Regions from separate parts of the Mus musculus genome. Here region 1 is linked to region 2. A link is a loop called in an ENCODE intact Hi-C map of the cell type or tissue named here. Cell type or tissue: heart. All regions are shown on one strand. Each heading gives the region's core, and the rest is flanking DNA. Links, peaks and the distances in the headings are about the cores only. Region 1 has its middle 26 kb from the start of Bag3. Region 2 overlaps Gm32816 (a long non-coding RNA gene).

Region 1 (2,911 bases), core at 144-2,643, 75 kb before region 2:
AGAATTTCTAGACTCTTTTCATTGAAGAAGACTCTGAAATTGGGTGGCACCACTCCCTGAATCGAGCTGAACATTATCATTCTTTTTTCTTTTTCTTTTCTTTTTTTCTGTTTCCTGATCAGCCACCTCAAGAGCCTGCCACCAATGCCTTTACACCAAGAAAGACTGTATGCTGAATGTGTTAGCTAATAGGTCCTTCCTTCCTTCCTTCCTTAAGTGGCTTATGTCAGGTATTCCTTCCTTCACAGCAGTGAGAAAACTAATCCACCACCAAACCCACTTGGCACCAAATTGTGAGATGTGATGACCTGGATCTGTACAAATCCTGCCTGCTCCTTGCTGTCTTGCTGGCATGTGTTCCATGTATTGAATAAGAATGTTAACCACAATTAACCTTATCATCAGCCAGGCACCACTTGCCATTCTTTGCATGTCTGGATTCATTTAACCATTTCCCTATTTTGTAAATGAGGAGCCTGGGGAGGGAAAGACTCCCTGTAACTGGTCACTGTCTCAAAGCTTTGCACAGACTCCAAAGCTGTGATTTCTAGCTTGGAGTGTGTACTGGCTGGTTTTGTGTGTCAGCTTGACACAGGCTGGAGTTATCACAGAGAAAGGAGCTTCAGTTGGGGAAGTGCCTCCATGAGCTCCAGCTGTGGGGCATTTTCTCAGTTGGTGATGAAGGGGGGAGGGCCCATTGTGGGTGGTGCCATCCCTGGGCTGGTAGTCTTGAGTTCTATAAGAGAGCAGGCTGAGCAAGCCAGGGGAAGCAAGCCATTAAGTAACATCCCCCCCATGGCCTCAGCATCAGCTCCTGCTTCCTGGCCTGCTTGAGTTCCAGTCCTGATTTCCTTTGGTGATGAACAGCCGTGTGGAAGTATAAGCTAAATAAACCCTTTCCTCCCCAACTTGCTTCTTGGTCGTGATGTTTTGTGCAGGAATAGAAACCCTGACTAAGGCAGAGTGATTCAAGTTTGTTCTCTTAACTGCAATGCTCTCTAACTGGCACTGGGGTTTAGGTTAACTTAGCCAAGGTCCCCTTGATACCAGATACTCAGCAGTGCTAATGCCCCTAACTCCTACAGGGCCAAGACAGCTCTGTTTCCTTGCAGCCGGCAGAATGCTTGGTCTCCTGCAAGATCCAGGGCTAGAAACCCCTTGTCTTGATGTGAACATTGTATTTGGTTTGGATCGGCCAAAGGTGGCAACTGGGTTAGAGATCAGCTCACCATGATTCATGGTAAAGTAAAATAAAATAAAATAAAATAATCCAAATCAGTTAAAACTTGAGGGACCTGAATGCCTAGGTGAATAAAGCAGAAATGACCTCCTCTGTCTTTAGTTCATTCACAACATGGTCAAACTAGGACTCTCACTCAGTGGAAGGAGCAACGTATGAGGCCCCTGCTTTGATCTCCAGGCCTGGGAGTTGGGTGGGAGATGACGTTCAGCAGGCTTCTTTCTCTGTTTACATTTGAGTTTCTAGAGTCCCTAGCATGCTGGCTCGTCCTCCCTGGGTGAGTTCACTCAGGAATTATGTTGGCAGAATCCCATCAGGATGACTTCAGCCTTTTTCAGCAGGCTAAGAGTGGCAAGTATGGCAGTGGGTATTTTTGTGTGACATCGTCAGGCACCAATATTAACCTCAGGATGGTTGTGAGGAATTCAGCTTGGGGCTCTTCAGTCAGCACACTTGCATGTTCTGATGTCTCAGGTCCCCCTCTTCCTTTTCATCCTCATTTGGCGGGGCGGGGCAGGGTGTGTGTGTGCGCGCGCGCGTGCGTGAAGCACAACTCCACATAGGGAGGGAGGGAGAGGGTGTCTATGGTCTTTTCCAAGCTCTTTCAAATTTACAACCTGTTTTTCATTGTTATTGCATGCACACATGTATATGCATATACATACGCATTGTTATATATAACCTGACTAGTCTGTATATTAATGGATAACCAATTGGTGTGCTCTCCCCTCCCCTGCTCAGCACTCCTTAGTTGTAGGTTCTAAGCCTTGTGGGCTTCTCCCTAGCCACTTTGCCATGTTTATTAGTGTTGTCTGCGTTCAGCTCATGTCTAGGCAGTCATGTTGGTGAGAATTTACAGATATAGCTTCTGACATTACTAGGAGACACAATGTCACATAAAACTTCCTGACCCTCTAGCTCCCAATCTTCCTGTCCCTCTTCTGCAATGTACCCTGAGCCTTAGGCGTGGGAGTGTTTTGTAGATGTAGCCACTGGGACTGGGCTCCATTAACTGTGCCTTATGATGAGTTGAGGTCTTCTGTAGCTGTCTCCTTCAGTTGCAAAGTTCCCTTGCTAAAGGGCAAAGACTACACTTGTCTGTGGGTAAAAGGACAAATATTTAGAATGCAGTCAGTGCTTATGTTGGTTTAATGAAACAATTGTTGTAGATTCCCTAGTAACCACAACTTCGCTAGCATTGAGTAGTTGGCTAGATTGCTGGGAATGGCTTCTCTCTTGTTGAACAGGTAGATCTTAAATTCAACTAGAGAGCTGTTGGTTACCATCTAGATATGTGTACCACTATCTCACCCTTAGGGTTGTTGTGCCACGCTAATTGTTGATTCATAAACATCACAGCTGGGTAGGACTGTTGGTTGTCTCCCTCCTTTGGATGCTTGCCTTCTGTTTCCATGAGAGCCAGTCCTCTGGGAGGGGGCATTCCGGTCAGCTCCAGCCTAGGGGTCATGTCTGAAATACATGGTGCATTTAGCAATAGGGACCTACCTTCCACCTCTGGGGGCAACAAAGGGCAATAGCAATAGGTTATGTTTTGTGAGTCTCTTGGACAGTCAAATGTATTTTGAGACAGGGTCTCTCTAACCTTAGCGGTCCCGGAACTTGTTATGGTAGATCAGGTTGGTCCAAAACTCACAAAGCTCCACTTGCTTC
Region 2 (2,911 bases), core at 215-2,714:
AGGGAGGGAGAGAGGGAGAGAGAGAGAGAGAGAGAGAGAGAGAGAGAGAGAGAGAGAACTGGGGGTGTTGGGAAGCTTTTGATTCCTCAAAGCCCAGGACACATCTCCTCCTCTGAGACCTCAAGTCCCTTCCCAAATAGTTTTGTTTCCTGGAGACCAAGTATTCGAACATACATGCCTCCGGAGCTCATTCCCATTCAAACCACACTAGGCAAACGATGTACTAACTGAGATGGAGCCTGAACTCATGATCCTCCTGCCTCAGCCTGCCACGGATTGGTGTGCTGGCCTTTGTTACCACACCCAGCTTTGTCTTTGTGGCTTTTTTTTTATTGCTGGGAATAGCACCAAGACCAAGGCAGTTTATAGAAGGAAGGATTTATTTGGGCTTAGGTTCCAAAGAGATAAGAGTCCATCGCGTCATGGTGGGGAGCATGGCAGCAGGCAGCATGGTGCTGGAGCAACAGTCGAGAGCTTACATTTCAACCTACAAACAGGAAGTAGAGAGAGCTGACTTGAAATGGCACAAGCCTTTTGAAACTTCAAAGTCTACCCCATTGACATACTTCCTCTAGCATGGCCATACTTCCTAAGCCTTCCCATACAGCCACTAATGGAATGCAAATATTTAAACTACAGGGGCCATTCTCGTTCAAATCACCACAGTCTTTAACAGGAGTTACAATGACATCTGTGTTTCTTTTGAGACAGATTCTCACTCTATAGTCCAGGCTGGCTCTGAAACCACCATATATATTCCCAGACTGGTCTTGAATTCATGTTCCCTTTTAGTGGAATTTTGCTAGGCATATCAGAAATGGCCATACACTTCCTTTGGCCTATTAGCATTCCCTAGACCTTGATCTAAAATAAGCATCAATATAAAGGTGGCCAGAGAAGACAAAAGATGGTCAAAGGATTGTTCATTGTTTTTTTCCAAACCCTGATGCAGAGAAAGTGGGTTACACTGGCAGACTATGAAACCTGGTAGGGTAACAAGAACTACTGTTTATCTCCCATGTTGACTTGAGTCTCTGATTTTTGCTTCAGTTGGGGAGGAAGGTCCCTTTTCCCTCACCCATCACATCAGGGAGAATATTGCCAAAGGACAAGAATGAGGCAGCTCCTTAGAGCCAAGTACAGGGCCAGGACGAAGGACTTAGGGAGACAAGGTGGTCCAGGGAAGGGACAGACTTGCTCTCCAGTATTCCTGCCAGGGGATGGAGAACTAAGGAAGGCAGCCATGCTGATATTTCAGATCTCCTTTACTTGGGAGCCTCTATGGGCCACTGCAGAGAACTGCCGCTTACCTTGGCAAGGGATCGGATGCCGTACAGAGTTATCCGGCGAAGGACCTTGGATTCTTTAAGGCAAAGCCAGGCTCTTGTATTAAAAATTAACACCGTTAATTTGGAGCTTAGTCAATGCTTTCTTCTTTTCCCTTCCTCCCAAGGATACTTCCATCTCCCAGGATGACCCGCCTGTCCACCAGGACATGGCCTTGGCTTACCCCCGGGTAGTGCAGAGTGGCTCCTTAGAAAGAGAGCTCCCCCTGCTGGGCCATGAGTGGGAACCTTCCGGATAGTGGTCATTCTTCCAGTGACATCAACCGCAATCGCCATCATAACTAGGTAGAATAATGAATAGTTGATTACTAGTGTTGAAGTGGTAAAGACTCATGAGTTAGCTGAAGCTCGTAGGAAGTTGTGACCTTTGGTATACTTCTTAAGCTCCCCGTTTTCTCATCTTTATAGTGAGGAGACAGAAATTACATGCTAACAGAGAACCTATGGGGGGAAGTTTTAAAGATATGTTGGAAAAATAGGAAAGTCACATGGGCCTTTGGAGACTACAGAGGATAATTGAATGAAGTATCTTCCACCTTCTTAGTTGAGGGGAGTGACATCAGAATTGTTACTGTCATCAGCTGCTGCATAACAACCATCCCACAATCTCTTTTGTTTTTCTTTTCTTTCCTTTTTTTCTTTTCCTTCCTTCCTTCTTTCCTTCCCTTCTTCTTCCTCTCCTCCTTCTCCTCCTCCTTCTCCTGCTCCTCCTCTTCCTTCTCCTCCTCCTTCTCTTCCTCCTTCTTCTCCTTCTTCTCTTTCTCCTTCGCCGCCTCCTTCCTCTACTTCTTTCTTCTTTTCTTTCTTTTCTTCTTCTCTTTCCTTTCTTCTTCCCCTTCTCCTCCCCCTTCCCCTCTTCCCCTTCCTCTTATTCCTCCTTCTCTTCCTCCTCCTCCTTCTTTCTTCTTTTTGACAGAGCTTCACTGTATGCATGGCTCTTGTTGGCTTGGAACTCATGGTGTAGACCAGTCTGACCTTGAATTTATAGATTCCCCTGCCTTTTGACTCTCAAGTTCCGGAATTAAGGATGTGCTCAATAACACCTGGCCTATTTTAATAATTATTATTTTTAATTTTGTGTATTTGTGTGTGTGTGTGTATGTGTGGTGAGGTATATGCACTTGAGACAGGGTCTAGGGACACTGGCTACCCTGGAGCTGGAGTTACCCACCAGACATGGGTGCTAGAAACCAAGAATGGGTCCTTTGTAAGAGTGCTATGTGCACCTAATATGCCCAGTACTTTGGAATGCAGAGGCAGGCAGATAAGTTCTAGGCCAGCCTGATCTACAAATTGAGTTTCAGGACAACAAGGGCTGTTAGAGTTAAGCCTATCTTGAAAAAAACTCCAACAAACAAACAAACAAACAAACAAACAAACAAACAAGAGTAGTACGTAGCCGGGCATGGTGGCACACGCCTTTAATCCCAGCACTTGGGAGGCAGAGGTAGAGGCAGGCAGATTTCTGAGTTCGAGGCCAACCTGGTCTATAGAGTGAGTTCCAGGACAGCCCGGGCTATACAGAGAAACCCTGTCTTGAAAAAAACAAACAACAAAAAAAGAGT

Evidence for each region. A loop is a pair of places that touch in the nucleus more often than their neighbours do. Peaks named below come from ENCODE experiments on the same cell type or tissue, not always from the same donor. Only the 100,000 strongest peaks of a DNase experiment are listed, where the experiment ranks them.
Region 1: it touches region 2 in a loop (3.0-fold over the local background); 12 of 42 quality-filtered maps call a loop at or near these places.

Annotation. Positions count from the first base shown.
Region 1 is chr7:128,547,971-128,550,881 of GRCm38, reverse strand. No RefSeq gene overlaps it. Among named protein-coding and RNA genes, the nearest start is that of Bag3, 26 kb to the right of the region's middle. In heart, for the core only: no CTCF peak of the experiment used is centred there; a DNase peak (open chromatin) is centred at 1,553; H3K27ac peaks cover 337 bases.
Region 2 is chr7:128,473,027-128,475,937 of GRCm38, reverse strand. It overlaps Gm32816 (a long non-coding RNA gene), which reads right to left. Exons shown (of 4, transcript XR_378509.4): 2 at 1,511-1,627; 3 at 1,311-1,383; 4 at 363-487. Among named protein-coding and RNA genes, the nearest start is that of Gm32816, 13 kb to the right of the region's middle. In heart, for the core only: CTCF peaks have their summits at 1,310 and 1,526 (motif pointing left); a DNase peak (open chromatin) is centred at 1,517; H3K4me3 peaks cover 306 bases.